2 separate regions of the Homo sapiens genome follow, and region 1 is linked to region 2. Evidence: chromatin loops called from intact Hi-C (ENCODE). Cell type or tissue: IMR-90. All regions are shown on one strand. Links, peaks and the distances in the headings refer to the core of each region. The heading gives the core; the rest is flanking DNA.

The links. A loop is a pair of places that touch in the nucleus more often than their neighbours do. Peaks named below come from ENCODE experiments on the same cell type or tissue, not always from the same donor. Only the 100,000 strongest peaks of a DNase experiment are listed, where the experiment ranks them.
Region 1: a loop joins it to region 2, with 5 times the contacts of the local background. A loop is called at or near these places in 4 of 110 quality-filtered maps.

Annotation. Positions count from the first base shown.
Region 1 is chr2:226,718,930-226,734,825 of GRCh38, reverse strand. IRS1 (insulin receptor substrate 1) reads left to right here. Exons shown (of 2, transcript NM_005544.3): 2 at 1-3,514. Among named protein-coding and RNA genes, the nearest start is that of MIR5702, 68 kb to the right of the region's middle. RefSeq lists a silencer at 14,346-14,546. In IMR-90, for the core only: no CTCF peak of the experiment used is centred there; a DNase peak (open chromatin) is centred at 8,075; H3K4me3 peaks cover 554 bases; H3K27ac peaks cover 947 bases.
Region 2 is chr2:226,475,378-226,491,273 of GRCh38, reverse strand. No RefSeq gene overlaps it. Among named protein-coding and RNA genes, the nearest start is that of MIR5702, 180 kb to the left of the region's middle. RefSeq lists enhancers at 6,843-7,344, 12,799-13,349 and a silencer at 12,867-13,161. In IMR-90, for the core only: no CTCF peak of the experiment used is centred there; a DNase peak (open chromatin) is centred at 6,793; H3K4me3 peaks cover 212 bases; H3K27ac peaks cover 1,267 bases.

The DNA.
Region 1 (15,896 bases), core at 5,666-9,665, 240 kb before region 2:
TTGTTTGGAAAGTATACACGTCTTGGAATTTTTTCCACGTGAAAAACAAATGGCAATGAATGCATTTAAAGATATTGCCGACAGATTTTTAAATCTTTTTACCAGGAAACTTCCTAAAGGTTAAATGAATTAATGCAAATATCAGGCTCCCTCTGAGTCTGTGGGAGCCTCTATCTCTCTATCAGGAATTCGCATCCCTACTATTGGGAGGAGCAACATTTTATTTCTCTGAACGCCTAAGCTCCCTGGGTGGGAGTGGGGACTACAAGGTAGGGGCCAGGGTTGGAGGGCATTGTAGTGGCTGCTGCCTCCTGATGAACTGTTTGGGGACCCCAGCTCTACTCAAAAGGGAGCGGAGATAAATGGAACCCCTCACACTGCTGAGGCCCGTGTTACTGTTCATTCAGCCAGGTGGCATGTACCTCACAGACTGTTGTGCAGTGTCCGTTATTGCAGATTTTAATCATTTGCATGCTCATCAATTTCTAAGATAAATAGGGTCTAGAGTCATAAGAATCCATTGTTTTCAAGGAACTTGCAGAATTACATCATTTCCTATTAGTAGAGAGCACTACCCATTTTGAAAATCTGATATGAAAGTTGTTTTTTACTCTTGTAAAAAAAGACTTTCTTAGTCAAACTAACTTTTCATATTTTCAAGCATTCTGATTCATACTCTTGCTAGTGGAAGAAGAGAGCAAGCTGCCCTGCTCTTTTCCTTTGAGGACTGAAATAGTTAAAGAGAAATCAATGAACAAAGTCACTCCCAACCATTTTCCTGTAAAGCTGGTTATTATTTCTCAAGGAACCTACACTTTGAATATGTGTTACCGAGATACCTCTACATGTGGAATTATCAACATGTTTTGAATGAGAGCAGAAATGAACAGACTGGAAAAATCTATCTCTTGGTTTCTATTTCTCTGACTTTTTGAGTCGAAAAGCATAAAGGTAGAAATTCTTATTTAAGCTGCTTCTAGTGGTGCCTGAGCTGGTTTTGATGGTGGCATCAAACTACCGATTTAAAACTGGAAGTTGCTGGTACTCAAACCAAAAGTTCATACTCTGGCGACACGAAGGGTTTCCTTTGAGCAACGTCAGCTGCTGAGTCCTTGTGTTCAGTTCCCATTGAGGAGAGTTGGCTTTTATCCATTTCAAAGCATTTGTAGGCCAGCCAAGGGCTTTCATTATTGAGGCTTCTAGTGGCCTCTGGTTAACCTAGAAGTTAGTGGGTTTTTCTTGATGACACCAACCTCTCACAGCGTTTTTCCTTAGAGACTTAAGCAGAGTTTTAAAATCCTCTTTTGCGAAAAGAACAAATATGTTTTATGACTTTGATGATATCTTCATTCTGGGCAAAAGAATGGCCCTAGAACCAGCTAGAAGTGAAGAGAATCCATTAATGATCAACCACCTGAGTCAATAATGAGAAATCAGTACTGATGTTACATTTGTGGCTATTTCTTGCTGACTTTCAAAGGTCAAGGACTCTTGACTAATCCAGTGACTGCAAAAATGGATCTACTAAAAGTCATCTAGCCAGAAGTAGAGATTTTTAACCTTTCTTTCCCTGGCTTTTGTCTTCTAGCTATCATTTAAATTTGAGACATTTGAAGTATTAAGAAACAATTTTTCTGTATGGTAAGAAACAGTATTTTACAATACTGAAGCCCTGTTTTATTCAATCTTGCATCTTGAATACAATATACCACAAAGTCGGAAACTTTATATTTATTTACTGCAGGTGGTTAAAAAAAGGGGGGAAAGGGTTTCACCATCCACTGACAACGAGAGCCATGACAAATAGTATCCATGTGCAGTCTTCCAACTGCTGGTGACAATGACCCCATATTTGGTCTCATGCTGCTTTTGCAGAGCACTCTGTAGGTTAGTCCATCACACAAGGAGGCCCTGAATCCAGACACTGTGAATTAAGACCTTGGCGGGGAGAGATGTGACCCTTTTGGTAGGAATGGGAAGAAGAATGGGTGGAAGCCAATATGAAATTTCTTCTTTGCAATGACTTGACAGGGGAGTTAATGTTCCTAGGATGCCATGAATGATGAATGTTAGTTGGAGGTAATGCTGTATATGTGTGTGTGTGTGTGTGTGTGTGTTTGTGTGTGTGTATATATATGTGTGTGTGTATATATATGTGACATGTGTGTGTCTTTGTGTGTGTGTATATATATGTGACGTGTGTGTGGGATGTGTGTGTGTATATATAGATGAATATATACAAATATATAGATATATACACACATATATAGATATATATACACATATATAGATATATATACACACATATATAGATACACATATGTGTGTGTGTGTATATATATATATATATATATATAGATGTATAGGCTTGTGAGAAACTTGAGAGGAAGAAGCATGCTCTTCTAGGAATGTGAGGAAATATGACCTTGCCAAGACTAAAAGACCTCTAGACTGTGAGCTCAGTTATGGAGAACAAAAACAGCTTCATAGTGAGTAGAACACCGAGGATAAACACTGGGGCCATGGGTCCTTTCTGAGGCAGCGCCACAGAAGATCTTTGTGGTCCTTCCGTAGTTCTGTAAGTCTGTCTCCTAAGTATGGGTAGAGAATATGTAGCCTGTTGTGTGTCTCCCACTACTTGTAAACAGAGCATCACATTAGGGGCAGGGAGGAGGTGGAATGATATTGGAGGTGCTTAACCCTACTCGAGGAATTAATTATGAATAAAGAGCTTATAATTAGCTAACATGACTAGAAAACACATGACTTAGGTGGAGAGTTAGCTTTCTTTTCTAGTTTGTGTATGACTTGCCATTTGTGACGTATACACCAAAAGATCTGGTGTTTTAGACTTCTGCCATTCACTTGGCATTTAAATCTCTCTTTGCTTATGCTGTTAACGAGTATGCCATAGGATAGGACAAATTCAGTAAACAGGAAAACTTGTCCATATTTGCATAGACATTTGTAGGGTTTTTTTTTTCTTTTTCTTTTTAGAACTTCACCATTGGCTTAAGAATGTAGTTCCCAAAACAATTTTTTCTTGCAAAGTACTTTCCTTACACCTCTTGGCTACAGGGTGGGCCAAATTAAACATATATGTATTTTCATTTAATGTATGTGCAGTTTGGTTTATCATCTTAAGATGGTGGTGCTGCCCCGGTGCTACTTCATCTGTGTACACAAAGACCAATGCATGGTCTGTATTGCTACCAAAACATTTACTGTATATATGTTTATAACATGTATTATGTATATATGTAATGGGTGCCAGGCCAGGTATATATTTTTTATTTAGAAGTGTTTCACTTTTCCAAGTTTTCTTTATAGTGTTATGCTTATTTTCAATTTTTTTTTTCCTGATTCTGTCTGGTACTTAGAATTGTAGTGTCTTCATCATCAATTAAAGAAAACTGTCTAAATGAATTCATGGATGTAAATATTAGTGGTCCTTAATGTCTTTGATTGCTGGACATGAAACAAACTGCCAATTAAATTTTGCGGAGACATTTGATTGGGTAAGAGCAGTGTATGCTGTTTAACATGCTTTCCTAAATGATTTTGGAACAGATAGGTGGGCCTCACCCTATCACTCTTCAGTTGGCTTTCAATGGCTAAGTGTATAAAGAAAAAGACCTCAGTCAAGGTTTTAAGCTGCTTTTGATGGTAGTGCTGGCAAAGGTAGAGGGGAGAGGGGAGCAAAAATCCATCCTCTTGGTGGAAAGGTTTTTGTTCCCTTGATATGCATACTTGAATCTTTAGTGTGCACACAGATCTCTTAAAGAATTTGTTCGGCCGGGTACAGGTGGCTCACGCCTGTAATCCCAGAACTTTGGGAGGCTGAGGCGGGTGGATCATGAGGTCAGGAGTTCAAGACCAGCCTAGCCAAGATGGTGAAAACCTCTCTCTACTAAAAATACAAAAAAATTAGCCGGGCGTGGTGGCAGGCACCTGTAATCCCAGCTACTCGGGAGGCTGAGGCAGAGAATTGCTTGAACCTGGGAGGCAGAGGTTACAGTGAGCCCAGATAGCGCCACTGCACTCCAGCCTGGGTGAAAGAGTGAGACTCCATCTCAGAAAAAAAAAAAAAGCAGATCGTCATCTCAGGGCCTGGGGCCAGGCCTGAGATCCTGCACTTCTAACCAGCTCCCAGAAGAGGCCAGTCCTGCTAGTTCCAATGACACTGAGTACCGAGGCAAAGCAGTTGGTGTTTCTCAGGCCTGGCTGCATATTAGCATGATCTGAGTGGCTTTAGAAAACACATCCATGGCCAGGCCAACTTAGGAGATGCATACTGATTAAATTGGTTGGAGATGGGGCCTGGACATCTGTTATCATTGTTGTTGCTGCTGTTTTTCATGCTTCCCAGCAGATTCTAGCAAGTGGTGAGTGCTAAGAACCAGTGCTGGAAAGAGTTACCCAAACTTGTCCGATTACTAGAGCTGCTATTAGAAATCCTGATTCCCTGGAGTGGTCTAGGAATGTGTATCTTTAAGCAGGTGACTCTTCTGCTTGGAAAGTTTGGGAAATACTGATTTCTGTACAACTGGAGATTTGTGGGTCATTTCTCCACTAGAAAGGATAATAACACCTATAATTTTTGAAAATAATAAATCATGTTGCCAATATTGAAGCAGTCAAGCACCCCCAACTTCTGTGAGCTATCTTGCTTAAACCATTTAAAATAGAAGATGATTGATGTGTCCTATGTTTCAGGGCAAACTCACATTATTGGACACTTTAGTATTTAAGGCTGAGCATGGTGGTTCCCGCCTATAATCTCAGTGCTTTGGGAGGCTGAGACAGGAGGATCACTTGAGGCTAGGAGTTCAGGACCAGCCTGCAGAAAAATGTGAGACCCTATCTGTAAAAAAAATTTAAAAATTCAGCCAGATGTGGTGGTGTGCACCTGTAGTTCCAGATATTTGGGAGGCTGAGGTGGGAGGGTTGCTTGAGCCTCTGAGGTTGAGGCTGCAACAAACTATGATTACACCACCACACTCCAACCTGGGCCACAGAGTAAAATCCCATCTCAAAAAATATTAATTAAAAAATTTAATATTATTACAAAAATTTTTATGAGCATGATGCTCCGCTGAGAGTATAAAGACTGACTTTTCCACCCTTACTTGGTGCACCAGGCTAGAGGGATCTTCCTTCTGTTTGCCAGTGTAAGCGATATTTTTATTGTTAAGAAGCAGCACACAACATGATTTAGTAAATGCTTAAAGTCATTATTTGATCTTCACTTTATATTATCTTCCTCCATTTATACTTAAACACTGATTTTTCCCTCCCAATGGTATTGCAAAGCAAACATCACTCTAATCCCTTTGAAATTATATGTAAACATCAATAATTAGTATTAATTTGAGGGAAGTTTAGTTGGAATGTATTAATGGTGCAATTTATAGCATAACTGTCTTATTACCTTTACACATATACAGAAACAAAATAGCAAGTAAAATGTCAATGAAAGGCCTTTGAGAATTAATGGTCAAGGAGAATCTGTAATTACCTCACTGATTCTATTATAAACAATAGCAACATTTATTCTGCATTCATTGTGGGCTAGCCACTAGGATTTATATCAATTATTTTATTTTCCCAGCAACCTAGAGGTAGATAAGGAGTAAGTCTGTGGTCACAGGCTGCTGAGGGGAGGAGCTTCTTGCCATACTGAGGACTTCTTTTTTTTTTTTTTTTTAGACAGAGTCTCACTCTGTCTCCTAGGCTAGAGTACAGCGATGGGATCTTGGCTTGCTGCAACCTCAGCCTCCTGGGTTCAAGAGATTCTCCTGCCTCAGTCTCCCAAGTAGCTGGGATTATAGGCGCATGCCAACATGCCAGATAATTTTCATATTTTTTATACAGACAGGGTTTCACCATGTTGGCCAGGCTGGTTTCGAACTCCTGACCTTAAGTAGTCCACTCGAGGGCAGGACCCCAGCCTCCCAAAGTGCTGGGATTAGAGGCGTGAGCCACTGTGCTTAGCCTGAGGACTTCTTGATGGTTTATATTCTCATTGACACCGCTGCAAATTTCTGGTTTCCAAGTACTTAAAAAATAATTTTCCATTAATTAAAAACATTGTTACTCCAGCTGCCTTGTGTGACAAATTCGCTGAGCAAACATCATCTCACAGAAGCCTGAAAGTAAAGCTCTGTCCAACTGATAACTTTCACCCTACGAGGTAACAGGGCCTTATTCTATTTATTTCCATTCTTTGTCTTGGTGTCTAGCTTAGATCATTTGTGTCAAAAGTCATTTTCTGGTTCCCTATTGATTTTCCCAATAAGTGCACCTCTTTTCAGCAACACGATTGAAATATCTGGCTTTATTTTAGGAACACACAGGACAGTAGGTTAAATGTGAAAGCCACATGAAATCCTAACAGCTGTTGTTTTAGGCGTTAGGATTTATGTATTACCTCCTGTAAACCCTTTTAAATGAGAACTTCTACTATTATCTGTTAGGGATATCAATGATTAGAAAAATGGCCAAGATTGGCAATGGGAAAAATGGGAGGCGGATGCTTGGGTATCATCTGAATTGAAGAATGAGTCCTCACCTGAAGTGAATGAATGATTGAAGCTCTTTTCTGATATACACTCAGTGTTTTTCAGAACTTGAGCTGCAGACCACCTATATCAGAGTTTCTAAAGGGCTTAAAACAATACAGATTTTAACAAGGGCTACAGGAAACTATATTAATAAATGGTTCCCCAATAACACACACACACACACACCCCTTCTCTCTGGGGTTGTTCTACACCTGACCCTGGAGGAACACGTTATTGGAGTTCATTAGGCAATATCCTATCTGCTTCCATTTCTATGTTAGTTGCCCCAAATCTCAAGGACTAAAGTCCCATAATTGTAAATGTGAGAGAAGAAATGATACAGGTGGAGTTCCTCATTGCTCCCAAAAAGCAAACAATCCGTAAAGTAAAAATTAGTAAAATTTGTCTAAACTTATGTAGGAAGTAGCATGAAAATAAGGATATTAGGTAAATTTTTGTATACAGCATCATACAGAATTTTCCTAATTCTATAAAATAAGCATATATATATATATACATGTATAGATATATATATGTAAATGGAAGACTCTGTTCCAAAATATTAACAAGTGGTATGTCTGATGGCATTGTGAATAATTTTTCTTTTCTGTTTTTCTGTGAGTGTTTATAATAATCATATCTCTTTTTATCTGGAGAAAGAAAATAATAAAATATTATTTAAAAATACAAAAGGGGTTGGATGAGAATCTTAGTGAACCCCCACATTTAAACTTGCTACTCCATAGTCTATAAATCAAAGATCATTCCCTGCTCTGACCCAGAGGCCAAATCCAGCCTGCTGCCTGTTTTTGTAAATAAAGTTTTATTGAAACATAACTGCACTCATTCATTTACATATTGCCTGTGGCACCACGACAGCAGAATTGAGTAGCTGCAACAAAGACTGAATGGCCTGAAAAGTAAAATACTATTTGGCCCTTCATAGAAAATGTTTGCTGGCCCCTGCCATAGCTGTTTTCAAGAAAGAATTGGGATCTGAGGCAAACCCCCTTGCCCTGGGCTTCTGAAATTCTCCCGGACCTGCTAAAAAAGTTATCCTGGAAGATGTTGGAGCTTTGTTGCTGCAATTACAAGTGCTGTTGGATAGAGTTTATGATCCCCTCTGACTCCTTATGCAATGACTGTTGAAGTGCTAATAGGACTTCTTAAAAGTGTTTATCTACAAACACCAGAACACTATTTTACAGCTGGGCAAGTAAATACAGTTCAGCTTAATTAGAGTAGAGCTAGGATGACTTTTTTGTTGATGCCTCAATTTTTCTAGATAAAAAAACAAAAACAGTAGAAATCATTTAGAGTGGTCCTTTTCAAATAGACATTGGGTTTCCTCAAGGGTCCACAGGAAGTTCAGAGCAAACTGTGGCACCCAGAGTGGCAGGACCTCACCCCATAGGAGGGACAATAAACAGGCAGGTCTTTTCCATTCTTTTTTTCTAACTTATGATCAGCTGCAGTGCTGAGAATAGAGATGAGTCGCAGGAAAGTGAATTCTGTCCAGGAAGACAGTGCATGGTAACCTACCAGAGGCGGATAAAATATGTGGGGATTATTGGATTTAAAAAAAAAGAACCATTGTTCTAAACTGAGTCACAGATAAAATAGGAAGGTATTTCCTTGGCATTTTCATCATAAAATCCCACTATTCATTCATCACACCCTAAATTCTAGAAGGGGACTTGTCCAAGGTCACCCAGTTAGAAAGTAGGATTCCAACTTAGTTTCATTAATAATCCAAACACACGGAAACTGAAAAAGAAACCATGTTCTTTAAAATCCTGGTAAACATTTACGTCACTTGGTTGACAAAAAATGCCATGGAGAATCTCTTGATTTTCAGTTTTGATGCTCCAGGCACAACTTGTGCCCCTCCCCAGGTCCCGCTCTTTAATCCAACTTCCTTCTCCAGCGCTTCTGAAGGCTTCTGGTTGAGTCAGGATGGAAGTGCTCCTTGGCTGTCTCGTATTAACCTCTTAACACTCAACTCTTAATTAAAAGTTTTTCCCTACCCTAATGGGGTACACGCTGCTTCTCATTTGCTTTTCACAAAAAACGGAAGCCAAATACACACACACACACACACACACACACACACACACACACACCCTCACCCCACCCACACACACAGCCAGCCACACACACAAACACATTCCACCCATACACACACACCCACAAACACACCCCATTCATACACACATACAATTCGAGGAGGAAATGTTAATGATTTGTCTAAAACAGCAACTTTTGTGTTTTTTTCTTTTTTTTTTTTCATCAGCAGGGTGTTTCTGGTTTAAATTCAAAGGTTTCATTTAATTACACATCCTCCTCTCCTCCCCGCCACACACCAACTATTCCAGTTAGGAGAGTCCCATCCCCCATATGTGAAAAAAAAGATGTAGAGTTCTGAGTCTGGTTTACTTCATCTGTTGAAAAATAAAGTAAGTTTGGCTGAGCTAAACAAACTTCTTCCTGAATAGAGTAACCCTCCCATGTCTGTTTGCCGAAATGTTTGACAGATGGAAATCTGACGGGGAGCATTTCTTTTAATGACCGTGTGAAAACTTCAGATCTTAGTTTTGTCTTGCCACTAACTAACTGTGACTTCAAGCAAAGCACTTCTTTTCTCTGGCTCTCCAGCTCTTTGTTTATAAAATAGGAGGGACATCTGATCTTAACCTGGGGTTCAGAATTTTCTCAACGCTCTCAAATTGAATGCAATTTTTTTTTTTGTGAGTGTAGCTGTGTCCATTTTTGATTCCCGGGGAAAAGGGATTGTGACTTCCAGTGAATTCACCAAGGATTCTGTGATTGCAGAGAAATGGTTTGTAAAAGCATAACATTTCATGATTTTGACATTTGATGCTAAACTTTCAGCTACGCCTCCTGAGCGGGTCAACTGAGACACCAAGTGAAGAAAGAAGTCATCCTCCTTAGGACAGCAGGCTGTGAGCCAGCATCCCTTCCAACTCCACGGTCAACAGCACATTACAGGGACAGGCAGAGAGAGGCCACAGGTTCAAGCAGGAGACGTGTTAGTTTAGCCGTTTCTTTTGGTTGTTGGTATTAGCTCCTCAGACATGTGTATCAGAGAAAAAAGGCTGTGGTTGGGTTTTGTAGTTTGTAGTTGTAATAAAACTCTGTGTTTGAGTTTAAAAGAATCATGACTTTTGTGATTCCCTATAACAAGTTTTATAGAATTAGGGACTGCCCTAGGACAAGAATATTAGGTCAGTGAAATTTGTCCCTATTCTTTCTCCTCTCATTGCTACACCTTGGCTGAGAGTGGGTACTCCCCCTTACCAAATGCTTTCACGGGACCCAGAGTCTTTCTGGAATGGAGAATACATATCTGACAAGCTCATTATTTTTTCCCAGAGGTGTATGAAATTAATGTATTAGCTCCCAGGTATTTGTCTCAAAAAGAAAACCTACCCTGAGGGAAGAAAGAGAACATTTTAGCAAAAGGGGACTGATTGCTAATGGTGGCATTTTAGGTATCAGTGTGGGGACATATTTTAGGGGGAGAGTTGAGACATATTTAGCATGTTATAGACAGTGAGCCTTGCAAACTATTATGATGAAGTGGTCCCTTTCCCTTCCATGTCATTAAAAACAAACAAACAAACAACAACAACCAAAAAAACTGTACTTTGAGCCCAGTTCAGTGGCTCACATCTGTAATCCCAACACTTTGGGAGGCCAAAGTGGGAGGATCGCTTGAGCCCAGGAGTTCGAACAAGCTTGGGTCACATAGTGAGACTCCACTTCTACAAAAAGTAAAAAAAAAGCCGTATGTGGTGGTGTGTGCCTGTGGTCCCAGCTACTTGGGAGGCTGAGGTGGGAGGATCACTTGAACCTGGGAGGTCAAAACTGCAGTGGGCTATGATTGCTCCAGCCTGGTGACAGAGTGAGACCCTTGTTTCAGAAATAAATAAATAAATAAATAAATAAAACTTTACTTTAAAAATTAATAGAACTTGCATGTTTGCTAAATGAAAAAAGCTCCTTTCTAAGTTTTTGGAGTAATTTTAATTCTGGATAAATTCACCACAGATATACTTTTCCTCTCCTTTGTTTTTGGAGTCCGGGGGTCCCTACTTGACTGGTGCTGTCAAGTCCTGTCTGAGTTCAACACCCTTTTACTCACATCTCTGAAGGCATCTGCTATAGATGACCCACTATTCCACCAGTACATGAAGCTGGCTCTGACTTATCCCAACATGAACCTTGCTTAATTATGTTGGCAGAAAAAGAACTGAAACAGGAAAAGAACTAAAGAATTTCCTTCTGGCTGACAAACAACTCCTTGTTGCTACTAATGGGAAATCTATTTTTACTCTTCCGTACCCCAGCGATGGAGTTGATCTTCGTGACACAAAGAAACTCTCAGCCAAAAATTTTAAAAGTACAGGCTGGGTGTGGTGGCTCATGCCTGTAATCCCAGCACTTTGGGAGGCCGAGGCGGGTGTGTCACTTGAGGTCAGGACTTCCAGACCAGCCTGACCAACATGCTGAAACTCCGTCTGTACTAAAAAAATACAAAATTAGCCGGGCATGGTGGGGGTTGCCTGTAATCCCAGCTGCTTAGGAGGCTGAAGCAGGAGAATCGCTTGAACCCAGGAGGTGGAGGTTGCAGCGAGCCGAGATCGCGCCACTGCACTCCAGCCTGGGCAACAGAGTGAGATTCTGTCTCGGGGGAAAAGAAAAGTACATTACTCGTTGGAGATTATGAGCTCAAAATATCTTCTCTGAGAACCTACACTACAGCATGTCAGGTAGGAAGCCTGCACACCATGTGCTTGTTCCATAAAAATGTTGAGCCCCCAGTGAAACCATAATCAACCATTGGAGGTTTTCACCAATGATGAGCATGCCATTGAAATCTGCCATTTAATTTCTTGTATCAATTATGGAGAGATGAGTTTATATTCTGAAAATGGGCTTTGCCATTGAAATGAGGCAGCCCTAGGCCAACCTGGAAATTCCACTAACTCACGAAGAGGCCATGGGAAAATTGCTTAACTTCTCTATGCCATAGTTTTACCATCTGCAACGTGGGGATGATGATACTCTGCAGAGGTCTGGGAAGTTATGAAAGGTACCCTGCCATAGGCAAAGCATTTTGAAAATGCTTCATCCATAGCTGGCCCTCAGTACATTGTAGAGATTACATAATAATTTTAATTCTAAACAGCTTCACAACTTTTGGACGAAATCTCTTCCTTCATTCCAGTTTGCTCTACCTTTTTGTAACTGTGAAGTTTAAAAGGCCCTAGACAGGAGGAGAAATTCCTTGCTTGTAGTCCTTATCCTATCTTTTTCATAAAAAAGAAAAAAAAAAAAAGATGTTCAAGGAAAGTTCAGGATGAAGCCAAGATGGGATTTTTGTGATCATGGCACTGCTTCTCAGAACCGCACTTATACAGTTTTCTGAGCACCGAACTGACCCTGATGAGGAAACGGGAAGTTAGGAATAAGAAACAAGCCAGCTAGTTCTACCTTTAATTCTAACTACTGCATTGCTTCCTCCAGACAGGAGCTGTAACTAGAAACTCCCATCAATCCAGGCTTGCTAACTTTAAGGTGCATTCACATATGATTCCAGATTCTCTCACTCTCACACTTCTTCCTCATTTAAGTGCTACTGTTTTGTTCTGAACCAGGAGTGTTCTTTCGGAGATGCTGGTCCATTGGAAAATACCTCATACACCATTTTGCCACTGGGGTTGGCCAGGTTTGAGTTCAGTTCTTTTTATATTTCAGATCAAAATGTAAGAAGAAAAATATTTAAGAAGAGCCTGTTGTTTCTCTTTCATTGGTTCAGATGCGTTAAAGCCACTTTCGTAGTTTATTTTGTATCAGCTGGAGTTTTTTACAACTCAGGTGAATTTTAGCTTTATTGAGGGGAATTAATCTAAAACACTCTTTACGCCGGTTTCTATTGACTTGGGTTAATCGTGTGACCGCGGTGGCTGGGTTCCCCTCACCACGGTGTCTTTGAAAAAGGGAGATCGGCAGGGAGGGTGTCCTGAGAAACCCTGCCAATCCAGGCTCTGTTATCCAGATGAAGGGAGCGCCCTGAGCGTGAGAAAGGAGCCTGGAGCCTTGAGCAGGGCTGCACTCTGCCTCTTCCTCCTGTCTTGTTTCTTACCTTCCCCTACTGTCTTTCATTTCTCTCTCCCTCCATTCTTAGGCAGGGCCAACCTTTCACAGCAGTATTTTTAGTTCTCATATGGGAACATCAACTTGTTTCTCTCCGTGCTTCTCTCTCCCTTTACCAAGGATGCGTGATGATTTTCCTACTTGTGTGTTCAAGGGCGTTGGGAACATTGTGCGCTTATATTTAACCCCTTACATTTCCCTGAGGTGCTTTGTTCATTGCACATGAACTTTTAATTCTTTCCAGGCTGTGTGTTTTGTCCAGACTGCAGCTTTCTGGCGCTTGGCCTGCCTCCTTGTTTTAGGGAAGCTTATTGCTTCACAGTGAGACCATCTGACAGTTGTTATCTGCAACCTGAGAGACAGAACTGCCAGCGATGAGTGCCAGAGGCAGTGAGGAGTTGTTCCTCTGCAAGACCTCCCAGTTCCCCAGCCCCCCACTGCCATCTGGGACCACCCGAGGAATGAGACCAGTGTGACACCAAATGTTCACAGGAGGATGGAAAATGTCCCCACCCACCAAGGCCAGCCTCAGTCTGGACTTGAGTCCCTGGCAGTGGGGATTCACTGAGTCCCTGACAGGGGGATTCATTGAATCCCTGACATCAGATTCATCTGCTTGGATGTCTGTCTGCTGTGATATTCCCTCCCTCCCTCCTTCCTTGCTCCCTCCAGCTCTCCTGCCTTCTCTCTCTTCTTTTCAGTCTTCTTTCCCTCTCTCCACCTCTACCTCTTGCAAAAATCTGTGGGCTGGCTGCTGGGTAGCATCTCTCCAGGAGGCAGATATGATTCTGAGTACAACCCAGTGAACCATACTTCAAGATTTCCAATCACACTGAGGATGAAATCCATGCTCTTTATCAGGGCCAACTGGGCCCTGCAGGGTCTGGCCCTGCCTATATCTCTGCGTGCCACACACCATGTTTTCCTTTGCTTACTCTGCTGTCAGTTCATTCCCCGCTCAGAGGCTTCCCATTGGCCGTCCTGCCCCCACCTCTGGGATGCGCTGGCTTTAGAATTTCTCATAGGTGGTTGCTTCCCTTTTATCCTTGTCTCAGCCCAGAAGCTCCCTTCCCAGGGGCCTTCCCTTATCTCCCCTGGCCTCTCTTACTCTCTGTTGCATATCTTGTTTTCGTTTCTTCACAGGACATCTTTATCTGAAATTATCTCTGCATTTATTTGTTTGCCTGTTTATTTGCTGCCTTTACCCCTAAAACTCTGTCTTTTTTTTTCCATGTCATCAACCAGTGCCTGACACATAGTTCGTCCTCAATAAATACCTGTTGAATGAATGGATAAACAAATACATTAGCAAGGGGCATAAGAAATAACAAAAATAACATCACTAGTAATGATAGCAATAAAAATGATTGAGTTTTTTCTTTTTGTTGTTTACTAAGCACTGTCCTCAAAACAATTATGAGAGAGAGGATTATTTTATATTTTGCCAAAACAAAAAATGGAGGCTCCCAAGAGTTGGTATTTTCCTAAGGCCACCCACTTAGTGAGGGATGGAGCTGGGATCTGTCCTGAGACAGGTCTGACTCTAAAGCCAGCAGACTTTCTTCCCTCTTGACCATGACATGTACCACACGTAAACAACTATAATATAAGACAGAAAGAGATAAGCCTCATGAGAGGTGCAGATAAAACATCATGGGAATTCAAAGGAGGAAGAAGTGGTCTCTGGACAAGGGTTCGTGACAAGGTGGTTTTATTTTTCTGAACTATGGTGAGGGGATCTGGACTGTTGGAGGGGGAATGTGAAATCCCAATGCATGTTGATAGAAAACGCCAGAAGGCTCTCATGTTGTATGTGTCTGTGCATTATAGTAGAGGATGGTATAGTAGAGAGAAAGACAAAGTGAGTTTAAATTCTATTCAAAAGTAGTAGTTGTAGTAGGAAGTATTTTCTTATTGTGTACAGTCCTAACTTGGATTCTTATTTAAAGACAAAAGTGCACATCTGTATGTGTTAGAGTAAGAGCTTCTTATGCACATCCACAATCTCATGTTTCTGTTCAAGCAACCTTACTATTAATGTACAGAAATGCATTTTCCCATTGAGTCACATTTTAATTTCAGATATAGTCTAAATGTTCCTAAGCCTGTCTAGCCTGGGGGCTGCCATGGACCACATTACCACTTAAATCCAAGTTTTAGTGATTCAGAGTCCCTACCTATGCAAATCAGTTGGACTTATACCCCCCTTTCTTTTTCTTTTTTTTTTTTTTGGCGGGGGCAGGGGGAGGAGGACACAGAGTTTCTCTCTGTTGCCCAGGCTGGAGTGCAGTGGTGCAATCTCCTAAGATTCCTTGAGGTCAGGAGTTCAAGACCAGCCTGGCCAACATGGTGAAACCTCGTCTCTACTAATAATACAAAAATTAGCTGGGTGTGGAAAGTATCGCCTTTCCTAAGATTTTTATCTTAGGAAAACAAGGAGGGTTTGCCACTGTAAAGTTTATAAATGTAATTTGTTACTTTAATAGACTAAAGAAGAAAAATCAGGTGTTTATCTCAAGAGATGCAAATAAAACTTTTCGTATGTGTTAATACCCATTTACTATGTGATATGGTTTGGCTCTGTGTCCCGACCAAAATCTCATCGAGAATTGTAATCCCCACATGTTGCGGGAGAGACCTGGTGGGAGGTGATTAGATCATGGGGACAGTTTCCTCCATGCTGTTCTCATAATAGTGAGGAAGCTCCCACAAAATCTTGGTGGTTTAAAAGTGGCAGATTCCCCTGTGCACTCTCTCTCCTGCCGCCTTATGAAGAAGGAGCCTGCTTCCCTTTCACCTTCTGCCATGATTGTAAGTTTCTTGTGTCTTCCTTGCCATGTGGAACTGTGAGTCAATTAAACCTCTTTTGTTTATAAATTACCCAGTCTCAGGTATTCTTTATAGCAGTGTGAAAATGGACTAAAACACTCTGAAAAGAGTAGTAGTCCTACAGGATTAGAAAGAGTTTCTTTAAATTGAAGTTCTCACCAATGCCTTAAGGAACAAAACACAAAACAAAACCAAAGGTGTATACAGTGGAAAAAAAGAGTTAAATTGTTATTATTTGTTGATGGTATGATCATAAATCTGAAAAAAATTAAAAATTGGAAAAATTTTTAGAACGAATAAGAGTTTAATAAGACTGCTGGATAC
Region 2 (15,896 bases), core at 4,399-8,398:
TGGTTGAGATCCAGCTTGAATAGATCAACTAAGTGTTATTCCTCTTACAGTACAGCTTGATTTTCATTTTTGGAATTGGGAAGCTTTATACAATTAATTCACATTAACTTCACCTAAAATAAAATATTATACCTTCTGTCAGATTTCTCAATTTTATTTTCAGCTTATGACTTTTTGTAAGCCTTGACAGACATGTATAGCTTATTGTCACTATTGAATCCACTTAGGATAGTCTGTATATTTTGAGCCTACTAAGTAAATCTTCACCAACTAATAAATTATAACTTATTTAAAATTAAATATGCAGTTTTAAAATTAAGATTCAGAAGCGGAAATGCCTTGCTCAGGCTCATGTATTTGGTTCCTGACATGTGCAATACAACCTGTTCTCCTGATTTATGGAAAATAACTTTGTTTATGGTTGCCGTGGTTTTGAAATAAATGGATATTTTGGTTACTCTCTCTCTATCACACGTGCACGCACACACACACACAAGCACACACACATACACATTCAAAAGTCTCGATAGTAAGTATATAATATTATAGGAAGGAACGAAATGAATTTCCTAAATACATTTATGGACAAGGCGTACATGGCTAAATAATTCATGTATAATTTACAGTTCCTCGAAAGTAGAATGGCAATAGGGGGGTATGAATGGCTTGAAAGTAGCTTCCACATTACAGATTCATGGAAATCCCAAGTCAGTTTGTTATCTGTTGAGTAGAGGAAGAGGTTTTTTCTGAAAGACCAAATCTAGTTTGAGATATAGATACAGACAGATATAGATGTAGGTATAGGATGTGTGTACATCCACAAGCACACATACATAAACACACTACATTTTGAGAGAATGATTCATTGTCCATTTCTAGGAAGTACCACTTATACAAAGTTCAACACGAATGGTACTCCCTCTGGACTTGTGCAATGTGTAGAGCTGGGCGTTTATATTTGAGTATGTTGGAGCTGTCATCACATAAATGTATAACTTCATCAGGCATGTTTTTAAGATTCGTAGAAAACTTCTTAATCATATATGAGTTCTCATGTTTAATTTTTTTATGAGTGAAATAATCTTGCCAAAAAACACTGTATTTAGAAAATCAGTCTAATTTGAATGAGGCTGGTGGATATGACAAGACTTATTTCAGAGGTTGCTACTTTAGTGTAAGTAGATTTAATGCAGATGAAACTCATTCTACTTATTGGCAAGATAAATAGTGGAATCAGGAATTCCCCAAATAGAGTTTCCCCTCTTGCATCTACCATGGTGTGTGAAATTCCTGATATTAGTCATTCCTTTGAGTCATGGTGCTGTCTCTAGACTGGCTTCTGCAGGCCGTTGTTAAAATTATGACATTCTACCCAAGTGGGGCGCATTTACCCTTTTAGCCATCATTATTAATTCAACTTTTAAGACATTTATGGCCGGGCACGGTGGCTCACGCCTGTAATCCCAGCACTCTGGGAGGCCGAGGCGGGTGGATCATGAGGTCAGGAGGTCGAGACCTTCCTGGCTAACATGGTGAAACCCTGTCTCTACTAAAAATACAAAAAATTAGCTAGGCATGGTGTCGGGCACCTGTAGTCCCAGCTACCCAGGAGGCTGAGGCAGGAGAATGGCAAGAACCCAGGAGGCAGAGCTTGCAGTGAGCTGAGATCGCACCACTGTACTCCAGCCGGAGCAACAGAGCAAGACTCTGTCTCAAAAAAAAAAAAAAAAAAAAAAAGACATTTATTAAGGACATGCTATTTTCCTGACAACAATTGGGGTTCATGTATAACACCACTTACTTCCAAAGAGAATGTGAAGCACCTTAAGATGGCTTTGCAAAAAATTTTATACTGGAAATATAATGATCATCTGAAAAGACATGATGGGGAAAAGTATGTTTTGATGGGGTGTTTGAGTGTGTTTAATAGTTGTGACTGCAGAATGTTGGTCTTCGTTTGCTATTATGTTAGTGAAAAGCATGATCTGCTCTGGAATAAATTCATTAATATGCATTTATGGTCCTTCCTCCTTTCCTACATTTCTGGCACTGAACAGTACTCTCAGAGCCATTGTACATTTTCTGCAGTTGGACAGACACTCACTGCAGTAAGAATTTGCCTTGAGAACAGAGCAGGGCTGGTAGACAAGCACGCAATGTGTAGTCTGGTTGTTTCCTGCTTCTGCATATATTCTCCTGTTTAGCTTCAATGTGTTGACAAGGTTGAGGGATGCCGTTTCTCCCAATTTCTCAACATGTGTTTTATTGAAGAGAGTCGCATGTATTTTCTTCTCAGAGACCCTTTCCCATCAATGGAAGGTAAGCCCCGCAAAAGGGAGCAGATTGCATCATTGAGCTCAGGAGGAGCGATTCTAGAGTTTACATCAGAGAAGACTAAGATTTCAAGGGACTGTGGAATCCTTCATTGAAAGTCAACCTCAGATTTAAGAATCAATTATTTAGATCGAGACTTTGGTTCAGCAACCACATAATAATATAAATATAAATATACAACCACAAAAATAATATAATTATTTTTGCTTTTGTTAATTTCTTTTTGACTCTGCTTTATGCATAAATGGAATATAAGATTAATGTGTATATGATCTCCCTCAGGAGAATGAAATATGTGCAGAGGCTATTTGTTTGAAACACTCAGCATCAGATGCACTTCCTTCTCTTTGAGGGACCATCTTCTTCTACTCTTTGTCCATCTGGTTCTGGTAGGGTGTCATATTTGACACTAGGAATGAAATCTGTGATTCAAGCTTGGTCATTTAGTGCATCAAAGCCCCTTAACCACAATGATCGTTGTAGAGATGGGAAAGAGTGAATCCAAGGAAGGTGGAAGGGCTCCTGGGAAAAAACACTTTCTCTTCTCTGCTAGACTGAGCATGGAAGAATGAGCCCAGAGTTGACAGGAGTCACAACATGGAGACTGAAAATGAAGTTAACACAATAGGAGGCAGAGTACAGAGATGGAAACATTTTTATTCAAGTCTTTATTTGAGCCTCTGAGTCAAACCATACCTGAAACTAGCCTCTTTTTGATGAGTGTTACAAGTGTGGGCATTACTAAGTGTGGACAAACTCACACCTTCTAAAAAGGCTCTGGCTAAGTCCATTAGCTGCTTAAACATCTGATACACAAGAAAATGCTGAGGTTTTCAGACATAAAGGATATTGAATATTATGTTTTTTAAAATTTGAGAACTGTTATGAATTTGACTTTTCATTTTTTTTAAAAACTTCTCTTACCTGAAGATTTTGGATTAAATTAAAAGAAAAACTGTGTCTGAATTCCTTCAATCAAATATGATCTTTTGTACCTATCTTTCTCTCGCAATAATTTGTACGCCTATTGTGGCAAAGTTATTTGTATACCTGTCTCATTACCATAACCAATTATAAAGTCCTTTTGAGAAAGGAGAGGCCTATGTATGTATTATAACATAGCACTTAGTCATCTCTTATACCACACTAGTATGCATTAATTAAAGTTACTTGAAGATATGTCTAAAGTCAGGTTGTGGTTGCCTAAAATTCAGGAATTGAGCCAAAAATTAGGTAAAGAAACTAACTGTGTAGTCAAGATTTATTCATCCTTAAAATTAACCACATTTAAGAGTTGACTGCTAACTCTTCTATTGGAAGAGACATACGTAGAACCCCCAAACAGTAGTTAATCCCTACATAAGATATGTTATTTGATTCAAATCTGTTAAAAAAGTTTTGCGTATGTAAATAACACAGAGTCATCCACAGAAAAGGCTTACTAATAAAAATGGTGAATATTCTATAATCTGTCATTTGTCTATCTCTTGCACTAGACTGGCAGTTCCTTAACTTATATCCATAAGTATTGATACACCATATTTGTTGAATAAATGATTACCATATAGAATGAATGAAGGATTTTTCCCTCTTTCACTTTCATTATCCCTTTGAAGCACTTACTAATAATTTTGTCTACTGCTGTATGACTGCTTTTGTCTGCTACTTTGATGGCACTTGTTAGGTGTGTTTCTGTGTGTGTGTGTTTGTGTGTGTGTGTGTGAATGCAGCAGTTGTGAGGGTTGGGTTGGGGGTACTGGGAACTTTTGATCCTTCTAGAGCTCTTTAGTATCAAAAAGTTTCTGCCTCTTTCCTCAGGTCCCAGTTATCTAGTGTGACCATGGGTTTATATATTGTATTTGCATTTTATTTCAGGTCTCAGGTGGAGTATCAGAACACAAATGACAGGTCTTGGATCGTTGGTGTTTGGGGTGCATCGGCTGGGAAAGCCGTGAAGAATCCACTCAGGAGATGTTTTCTGCATTGCTGTAGGGCTGGCCTTGCTGACTTTGTCTGTGTGAAAGGAATAGCCAGACTGTGAAACAGTTTGCTTGTGTTGGCCCCTTACATTTTTGGAGACTTCCATAATCCAATCAATTGTGTAGCAATTGGCACTAAACTTGCCCAGAGACACTCAGCTGAATACATTTTCACACTTAGACACATGCACACCTCATCCCCACTGTGCCTGGCCTGAACATCTGATGGATGAGCCCAAGCTCTCAGTGTTCAGAACATGCATGGGCATCGTGCAGGAGATAGTAGACATTAACAGCACAAGTTCTGAAGGTGGATTTTTTGCATTCAAGTTTGGGTTCTGTCACCTACCAATGTGTGGCCTTGAGTATGATATTTAATATTTACCTAACACCTCAGTGCTTCAATTTCTCCACCTTTTAAATGGGGATATAGCTCTTGGCTCATGGAGTTGTTTTGGAAGATTGAATGAGATAATCCATGAAACGTGCTTAGCTTCATGCCTGCCAAATGGTAATTCTGAGTAGTTGTTGGTTTTTATTACTGCTATTACCATTACTGTCACCACGACCATCACATCATTATCATCATCATCTCCATTATTATCAGCATCAGCATCTCCATCATCTTATGAAGAACAGCTGTTCTGATATTTAAGCCAGAATTTGAGGGTGGGATAAGAAGAGATTTCACATCAGTGCACATGAGCTCTAAAAATTGAGGACCACATGCAAATAAGTTAGTGTTAAAGTCTAAACTCCTGCAGATACATTTGCTGCTTCTCGATGAACGGCTACCTAGATATAGTCCTTAGGGGCAAGACCAAAAGTTGGGTCATGATTTGGTCATTGAAAATCCATGGTAGTCTTTAGGTAACTTTTTGTGTAACTTTCTGATGGTGAGTCATAAATATTGCCTTTGTGTGAAAGGACATATGCACGCAATAGCCACAGGGCATTAAAAAGGTGAGATGGGGAAGCATTTTATATATAAACACACACATATATATACACACATATATACACACATACATATATATGTGTGTGTGTATATATGTGTGTACATACATATATATGTGTGTGTATATATATAAAATGCTTCCCCATCTCACCTTTATATATATATATATGATATATATGAAATATTTCAAAGGAGTGAAAAAACACCCAGCAGATGGGGTGACATGGGGAAACATTTTGCTTGTGTTGGCCCCTTACATTTTTGGAGCCTTCCATAACCCAATCAATGGTGTAGCAATTGGCTCTGAACTTGCCAATTGTTTGGGAAGTTTAGATGGGGAAACAAGCAAAATGTTTCCCCATGTCACTCCATCTGCTGGGTGTTTTTTCACTCCTATGAAATATTTTATATATATTTTATACATATATACACACACACATATATATATGTGTGTGTATATGTTTACACATATATATGTTATAGAAAATGATAAAGGAAATGATAGTTCATAAATTCACTCATGAACTGCAGTTCTGCTGGGTGTTTTTTCACTCCTTTGAAATATTTTATATATATTATATATATATATACATACACACACACACACGTATGTATGTATGTGTGTGTGTGTGTGTGTGTGTGTATATATATATATATATATATATATATATATATATATACGCATATAGGTGTTACAGGAAAGGGGTCCTGATCCGGACCCCAAGAGAAAGTTCTTGGATCTCACATAAGAAAGAATTCAGGGCAAGTCCACAGTGCAAAGCAAAAACAAGTTTACTAAGAGAGTAAAAGAATAAAAGAATGGTTACTCCATAGACAGAGCAACCCTGGGGGCTGCTGGCTGCCCACTTTTACGGTTATTTTTTGATGATATGCTAAACAAGGGGTGGATTATTCATGCCTCCCCTTTTTAGACCAATAGGGTAATGTCCTGACGTTGCCATGGCATTTGTAAACTGTCATGGCTCTAATGGGATTGTAGCAGTGAGGACGACCAGAGGTCACTCTTGTGGCTATCTTGGTTTTGGTGGGTTTTAGCTGGCTTCTTTACTGCAACCTGTTTTATCAGCAAGGTCTTTATGACTTGTACCCTGTGCTGACCTCCTATCTCATCCTGTGACTTAGAATGCCTTAACCATCTGGGAATGAAGCCCAATAGGTCTCAGCCTCATTTTACCCAGCCCCTATTCAAGATGGAGTTGCTCTGGTTCACATGCCTCTGACATATACATTGTTGATCTTCTTCTAGATATATCTATCTATCTAATCTACCTATCTATACCTGTTTATGTTTTTATTTATCTCCATCTCTCTCTCTCTCTCTCACACACACACACACACACACACACACACACACACACATATAAAAGCAGTTAAGTCTGGTTTCTGGTTTCTCTTTTCTAATATAAAATTTGGGGATCTCTGCCATATCTACACTTAATTCTTTTCTACTCTAGAAACTCCAGCAAAGCAGCTCTTGGGGAAGAATGCATTCCTCTGTGAGTTACCTCATGAATGCATAATACGGGAGGGGTGCAGCTGTGATATTTGCTGCACAAGGCAGGATTTGAAAAATTCTGGGAGGTGACTGCTTCTCTTGCCCCAAAGTCTGAAATGGAAGGAAGGAACACATAGTAATAAGTTCTGTATCTAAGCGAAATGCTAGAAGTTCATAGTGCCTGTTTGTGACTCTATCAGTTTTTTTTTTTTTAACCTAAATGGGAAACATAAGCTGCAATGATTTCTGAGGACATCAGCTCCATTATTCGTGTGTCCAGGCTCTCTCGCTTTCCCTCTGCAAACAACTCTGCCTCAGCTTAATGCTGTTGGGCTGCTTGGAATTCCTGACATGGTTCTTCCACATTCCTCACCCCGAAGGGATAATAGTCATTTATAGAGGGGCCACCTTCTATTCACCTCCTGAGAAGGAGGGAGGTTTGAAAAAAAAAAAAAACAAAAAAACTACCAAATGAAGAAAAATGTGAGATATGGTGAGAAAAACATGGAAACAGCCAAGATACTAGAGAGAGATAGAAGCTGATCCATGTGTTCCTCCTATGGGCTTGAAAGGAAGTGATAGTTCATAAATTCACTCATGAACTGCAGTTCTGCTGGGTGTTTTTTCACTCCTTTGAAATATTTTCCTTTTTACGGTGCTCAAATATTTTGCTTTCCCTTTTCTAGGATTCTTAACCTGGGTTGTGATCCCTTTTAACATTTGTTTCTCCTCTTTTTAAAGCTTTGTCTTCCTTTCATTTGCTTTTGCTTCTCTACAGGGTCTTTTTGGTTTTGGCTGACTTTCTTCCAATTTGTGTGTGTGTGCGTGTGTGTGTGTGTGTGCACATGCATCTGTTTGAATAAGAGGATAATGGAGACAAAATTTATAATATATAAACTGGGTAAACCAATTGAGTTTGCAAAAAAGCTGTGTTCTCTGAGGCACATTCTTTTCATCCTGTGCTTAGAGAGACATGTCCTCTGTTGTGTGGTATACCCCAAATCCCGCAGTGAGTGCAAACAGTGGAAAAAATGTCTCCCTTTCCTGCTTTCATACAGGCTACATGAACAGAGGCCACGGTCTCTAGGACAGAGTGATGTCTTTTCTGCTTTCCAGTGAAAAGTCAGTCGAGAGGTAGCATGCTGTGCCTAGTGTCAGAGGCTACAACAGGACGAAGAAGTTATTTTACATGTTGCACAATGAAAGAATGTTGTTTGTGCAAGATCTGATGAGCAGAAGTGCCTATTAGGTGTACCTTGTTAAACCAGCGCCTCATTTAATCATAATGATTGTCTTCTGTGGTGGAGATTAAATTACAGAGCTTCTCCTATATAAACAGGTAGACAATTGAAGTCTTGCTGAAAAGAAAAGCATCCATCCTGGTGCTCCTGGAAATATCTGATTCCTCCAAGGTAGAGAAGAATTTGAAAAATCTGACATTAGAGCATTCAGACAGTTGGGGAAAGAAGCTGCAGCTTTTCCTCCAAGATATATGTATTTTTGGTTTAATGTTCACTCCTGCAGGATGAAAATCAAATCCAAACACAAACTCACTCATAATCACTTTTTTTTATTCTGGAAAACCCTTGAGAACCTCTTTAAAAAGTTATGATTCTTTTTGGTTTGTTTGACTTTTAAGTCTTTCGTAGAGTCTGCAATTATAATTACTGTGCTTCTTTCTTCTAAGACCTGAAAAATTTAATAGGTACCTGAGCAGGACGGTTTAATTTTTGTTTTGAAACTGTGTTACGGCAAAGCTTAGAAATATTATTATTTATTTTCTCATTTCAAATCAAAGTCATTATTCTCAAAAGGTAAAATAAAATAACAGTCACTTTTGGGGAATAAGATTACATCTCAAGGCCATGTCAAAATCTTTACAGCGGCAATTCTCATGGAATTTTCAAAATCTAAAATACAAGGGTCATTTTCAGCCTTTGAGATTGTTTGAAAAGTAATTAAAGTAGTTTTCCTATCACAAAGAAAGAATGCTCATTCACATGTTACCTTTAGAAGAATTACTAAGATTATTTACCTAGTCTGCAATAATATATTGCTGATCTCTTTTTAGCTATTACTTTGCTTAATATATAAAGTTCTGTTAGATCTTGCTATATCATTTAGAGCCTGTGAGTTGAAACGCTATTCTAAAAGCTCTTCTACGAGGAATCATGGAAAAGGAAAGAAAGCAGAATGATTTGAAATAAATAACAAATATAGTCACAGTCAGTGTAAATAATACCAAGAAAAAAATTAATGAAAAGTTTTATTTTGAATTAGTACTTTCAATTCTATACTTTCATACTTATCAATATTGCCTAAATTGGCTCTAAAGCCTTTTATGATTATTCATGACACACATACCTGATGTTCTGGGCCTCAATTTCTACCCCCCCCAACCCCTACCATGTAATTTAAATTTTTAAGTGTGAAATTAAGTTAAATGATCTATGTCCAATAACAGTTATAACAAAGCATGACCTAATTTTCTTGATTCTATTACAATGTACAATGATTTTGTTTTCTAATAAATATTTGTTTTGTTCAAACCAGCAAAAGAAAGGAGTTTGAGCCTTACATGACTTCTTGCTAAACCCTGTTATAATGCAAATGAATTTTGTTTTCTTCCCTAGGAAGCATAACATTTGACCCATTTGAGAGGAACTCTTCCATTTGAAAAGCTTTGCTCTTAAAAGCGATGGTTTTAAGATCTGAATCAAACACCACCGTATTACTAACAATTCAAACATAATGAAAATAAACTATCTCCATTTTCACTATATCTCTAAGTTTGAAGGCTATATTAAGTGACTAAAATGTGCAGTAAGATTTAGAGTACCACTCCAGACTCCAGGCCTAGTACAAGTCACATCTCAACCTTTATAGAAAATGTTCTGTTTTCTTGGAATGCCTTTCTCTTGCTCCTCCAGGTCACTTTTCAAGGATGACATCAAATGCCACTCTCTCTGTGAAGTATTTGTCATGTCTCCTCTCTGCATTCTGTCACATGCAGAAGTAGAGGCTCCCTCTGCCATGTTTCTAATCTACCTCTTCATGTCTATTATAGTGCTCATTGTGTTATAATTATTTGTATCTATATGTTGTTAGATGATACATTATTTGAAGGAAGTAGCCATGTATTCACCTTATAACTGAATTCAATATCAGGCATAGAACAGATGTTTGATAAGTATTTGTTACCTAGAACAATGAAAAAACAAACAATTTGTTACCTAGAACAACAGCAAGAAACTTCAGGTCCTCTCATTTGGTAATCAGTGACTTTTAAGCTCTTGGTAAAGTAACACTCTGTAAAAAATACTTATTTTACATCACAACTTAGAACACACTGACACAAACGCAACTGATAGTTTTATAATACAGCATTTTCTACCTTTAATATGTGTGAGGTACACTGATATTTTCTATTCTGTTCTAGTTTTAAAATTTGGTCTGACCCACCAAATTGATTTCATAACCCAGCTGGTTGTGGCCCACAGTTTGAAAAGCATTATTTCTCCTTTTGGCTTTAGGAAGATCTATTTATTTCATCTGGTTTCAGAGCAATCTGTTCTGTTTTAAAGGTTATCAAAGATTCATATTATTGTAGCCATCTTCAAAACACTTGTTCTACTAGAAATAATCAATGTGTAAATTAAATGTTATTTTAATAGTCTCTAATTGCTAAATTTCTTCCAGTGCTCCTCTTATATATTTTGTTGGAGAGATAAGCAAGTAAAAAGTTATCTAATCCTGGTTTTACTTAGTGCATAAGAGATTTTACCATATTCCATAATGGAATATAAGGAGTGAAGTGCCAAAAAGTTCAGGTGCCCTGAGAGCTGGCCAGTAGCCACCACATATAATGTATTTGAATTCACACAACAAGGAATCAGTTTCCAAGAAACATGCAAAAGGATGTTCTTGAAATAACTACCTGGAGAATTCAAAGTCTTAGCAACTGATTATAATTCTTGACTCCAAACCTACAGAAGAAAAAATACTGAGGAAAACCATTTCTATGATCCAGAAAGTTAACACCACAAATCAACTTACAAAAACACTTAATGACATACCATGGCCATTCTGCTGTGCTTAGGTTATAATGGGGCAATGACTTATTGGGAAACTTTCATTGGAAAATAGATAGTCGAGGACAGGTCCTCCTCTCTGAAGTCAGAGAGAACTAGTCACCCTCTTCCTGACCTCCATGATCTTACTGCCCACTGATAGGCTATCCTGAGTAGAAGGGAGATAAGATGGCCCTTCTGGACAACTCAAAGGGATCCCTTTTGAAAGTGAAAATGTTTTGAAGTTTTTTCATGCCTGAGCTAAATACAGGCACTGCATCTTCTTATATGTAAACATGGGGCTTTTGATAGGTAGACACCATCTTCTAAATCCAGCAACACCACTGAAGTCTGATGGCCGGTAGAAGAATAATGTAAATTTTTCCAAAATGCTTTGAATCTCTGGTTCAGTCAATATAATTTTATTCTTTAGAGCTACACGGTCCCATAAAGTAGGATTAGCCACATAGGGCTATGCCAACTAAAAGTAATTAAAATTAAACAAAATGAAAAATTCAGTTCTTTAGTCAGAGTGATTCCACATCAAGTGCCTAGTATCCATTACTGTGGAAGGTTCTATTGGTTCTGTACAGTGCTGTCTATAGCCATTTCATTTTATTAACATCTGATGTCTTTGGTTGCTTGCTTGATTGCTAAAAAAGGAAAAGTGGAAGGACGGTGGAGCCTTGCTTGTCCATGTTAGGAAAACGTTTATTTCAGCCTCTACAGGGCTTCTTATCTAAAAGTCTTCTATGCTCACTCTTATTGGGTCCTTTACATGGGTCCATTCCAGCTCCTGCCTTGATCCTGTCTAATCAATCCTTCTCACTGCTTCCAGCGTTAGCATTCTTTTTTTTTTTTTTTTTTTTTTTTTTTTTTTTTTTTTTTTTTTTTTTTTGAGACGGAGTCTGGCTCTGTTGCCCAGGCTGGAGTGCAGAGGCACGATCTCGGCTCACTGCAAGCTCCGCCTCGCGGGTTCACGCCATCCTCCTGCCTCAGCCTCCCGGGTAGCTGGGACTACAGGCACCCGCCACCACGCCTGGCTAATTTTTTGTAATTTTAGTAGAGACGGGGTTTCACCGTGTTAGCCAGGACCAGGGTTAGCATTCTTAACCACAGGGCAATGGAAGTTATTTTTTTCCTAGGAAAACTTCAACTCTTCCCCATTACTCACAGAGTAACTTTTACTTACCTTGATTTGGATTTGATCTGGCCCGAACCAACCCTTTCAGCTCTTTTTCTGTTTCTCTGACTATCCTATGCCCTGGCCACACTCAAATTCAAACACCCTTGGCTGCCTACCCACATAACTTTAGTCTTTTGCTCATGCTGTTCCTTGGAGCTCTAGGAAACGTGTCCATGCATCTTGGTTCAGTTTATGTGCCAGAACCTTTGTGAAAACTTCACAATCTCGCTGAACCAAAGTGTGTCACTACCTTGTCTAAGTGCTCACAGCACTTGCAGTTCTATTACATTTTTTTTCCACTTAAATTTTTACGTGTTTAACTCTCCTACTGGGTGATAAGCTTTTTGATGCACAAGATCTTGCACCTCTGTGTCCTGCATAGCTTTCTACACATAGCTGTTTAACAAGAAATACACAAAGAGAGTTGAATTTAATTTGGGGTGAGGATAGAAAAAATGGTTAACTGGAGTCAGGGAGGGTGTGCTTAGAGAACCATTGCTGGGGGTTGTGTAGGATTATAAAGGATGCAGACTGGAGGAGGACTGAGGTTAAGATGAGAAATCTACCCTTGGCAGTGCTGAAAAACATAACAGAATTGTGCGGCAGCACTGCAGGCTGCCAATGTTTCATAGGTCACAAAACACCACGAGGCATTCCTCCTGATGGAGGTCAACCTCCAGCAGAGTGAGTCACTCTCTCCCTGTGCCCATGAGGCCCTTAATCCATGGCTCTGCAATATTCCAAGGCCTCAGGCTGAGCACTTCCTGGTGTCAGGGCCACCCTCTTGCTCTATCCTGCCTCCTTACCATGCACACTGCCCCATCCATCCTAGGGCCCAGTTTCATGCATCCCATAAGGAAGTTTGCAGTAAATTCTGACTGAATAAATTCAACTGTGAGCTAAGACCTGAGTGAAGGTAACCACAGGCAGAATCTAAAGCATGTAGATTGCCGAGTACAAACAGGAATGCGGAATATGTTGCCGGAGTAATTTTATTTATTTTCAAACAGCGCAGGGTCTTTGGGTCATCTCCACCATTTAACCCAGCGATATCTTGGCATCCCTGGAATGCTGAATGCTGTTTGATCAGTCATCACGTCTCCTTTCCACAAAAGGGCCTGTTTTTACTGAAGATAAAACTCTCTTTCCTCGTCTTCAAAAGGAAGCTCAGTACATTACAAAAAAAAAAAAAAAATTCCCCCTTTGACTTTTTCTCACTCTAAGTTTCCCAGGGGTCGATGTGAAGTGAAGGAGAATGTGGAGAATTGGAGCTGGAAGTGTTAGGAACCTAGAGCTCTTTTCCACGAATGGGAGGGAAGTTCATCAAAGCACATGTGTGGTCAAAGAAGCTTAAAAATAAACCTGATTTCTAACACAGAAAAGAAAAACTCATTAAGCTTTCAATAAGCTGCTTTTTTCAAGGAATAAAAAAATAAAAAAAGAGAAAGAAATGTCTGCCAACAGAGGAAAAGGCAATACACTCTTCCAAAAGGATCTTTTGAGTAAAAGGAACATGTAAATTCCAAGAAAAGTTAGTTAGAAAGAACAGTTTATTCTCACTGGTTCCTTCTCATCACATCAGTATTTATTTCCCCAAATGCCCTTTATTTATTCATTTTAAAGTATTATAGGTGTCTACATGTTGGTCAGGGCATAAGGAACTTTTCTTACCGCAAAGACCCTTTGGGACACCAAGCAGAGACCTCAGCTATCCTTTTAAATTCTCAGGACTCTGAAACCTAATGTCTGCGTAGACTAACAGGAGGACTGCTGGAAGAAGGCAGGAGCCCAAGTAGTTAGCACATAGGCCGCTTACCAAGAAAATCACCAGGGTGTTCCAGCGTGAGCTGGTTTGACATCAATCCATACGATGGGGTTAGCGTGTGCCAGCTTCAGACTGTGTAACTTCTATTTACCGAAACTGTAACACATACTCATTGTGAGCTACAATTATCCACAGTTTAGTATGTTTATGAAACTATTTTGTGGTTATTTATTAAAAATAAAATTTATGTGTGCTTATTGAAGCTATATTTTGGCAGGCAAAAGAGGTTGGCAGAAATGTCTGAGTCAACAGCGGGCACTAGCCACTCTTTATGTCGTCATATAAAAACTTGTCAAATAATATTTAGTTTTTAATCTTCAGTTGCAAACATAAGGTTAGTCATGAAAAATATTCTGTGAGTTGGTCTCCTTGAAACAGGAGACTGGGTGTTTGGATTTAACTAAAGGTGATAATTAAGTTTCTGGCTTGTTTAAGGGTGATCTGTTATCCCTTTTCTCCCACCAACTTCTACTACCTGTTTTTTTATCCATGTTCCTCTTCCTTATGTCTTTAAGAGCTGTTTCATAATGATTTTTCATAATATGAGCTGTTTATCTACCAATACAAAAATGCAAAGACAAATGTATTACTCATGATCAAGGATAAATTATCCTGCCTGTATGGTCATGGTAGTATTCTCTTGGAGATCTTTTGGGAGCAAATGGATTATTTATTTTTTCTGAAATTTTTAGTTAATTATTTTATTTATTTATTGAGACAGGGTCTTGCTCTGTTTCCCAGGCTGGAGTGCAGTGGTGCAATCACAGCTCACTGCAGCCTCAAATTCCTAGGCTTAAGCCGTCCTCCCACCTTAGCCTTCCAAGTAGCTGGGAGCACAGGTGCATGCCACCACACCTGGTTAATTTATTTTTCGTAGAGATGGTGTCTCCCTATGTTGCCCAGGTTGGTCTCAAACTCCTGGGCTCTAGTGATCCTTCCACTTCAGCTGCCTGAGTAGCGGGGAACACAGCCACGTGCCACCGCACCTGGCTAATTTTTCATTTATTGTAGAGATGGGGTCTCCCTATGTTGCCCAGGCTGGTCTTGAACTCCTAGGCTCTAGCAATTCTCCCACTTCAGCCTCCCAAAATGCTGGGATTACAGGTGTGAACCACCACACCCAGCTAGTTATTTAAATCACTATACTTACTTTCCAAGGGCCTTTTAAGAAGGAGGTTCTTCTTCTTTTTTTTTTTTTTGTTTTTTTTGTTTGTTTGTTTGTTTTTGGAAGGAGGTTCTTCTTAAAGTGGCCACAGTTAGCTTCAGGAATGTATAGTCCATCATAATTAACTATGTGTACTTACACACAAACTGGAATCATAGGAGTTTGTTCATAGGGATCCTGAATGGATAGAAAAATGGCATTAAGTAAGGGGCCTTGGGATTAGAAAGGATATTCTATGAATAGGTGGAAAAAGGAATTCTTTGTCTTTGACTCTACTTGCATAAAGATTCAACAGGAGAAGAGGAAAGATTTAGTATGGAATTGTTCAAGAATAAATCTTTCGTAAAGGGGAGATTCTGAGATGTGATAAATTGGAGTTGAAAAGACAGCCCAATGTACTTCTTGCTACTTCCTTAAATACCTTGAGTATGAGTCACTGCTGAGGTTGTGCTTTAGTTTTCCTTGAAAGAATTTCTGATCTCAACCATAGAAGACATTTGTAAATTTTATATGTCAATTGTCTCTCGTGTCTCTGGAGTTTTGCTTTGGTTCTAGTAGAAGAGCTGTTTTGAGCATGCCCTTGTTGACAGCGATTTGGTCCTGCAACAGAGTATTTGCTGCCAAGTAACCTAATCCACACACATTTTATTTATTTATTGAGTATCTTTTGTGAGCAAAGCTCTGTGCCAGGTGCTATAGAGAATGTACACCTAAGAGCCATTCCTCTAAGAAGGATGTAAAGTGAAAAAATGTGTTATCTATGAGTGGTCTCTATACCATAGTCTACAGAAGTTTGGATGCCATCATAGGGTTGAAACCTTATTTTGGATCCACCAAACACAATAATTCTGAGAACTGCAGGA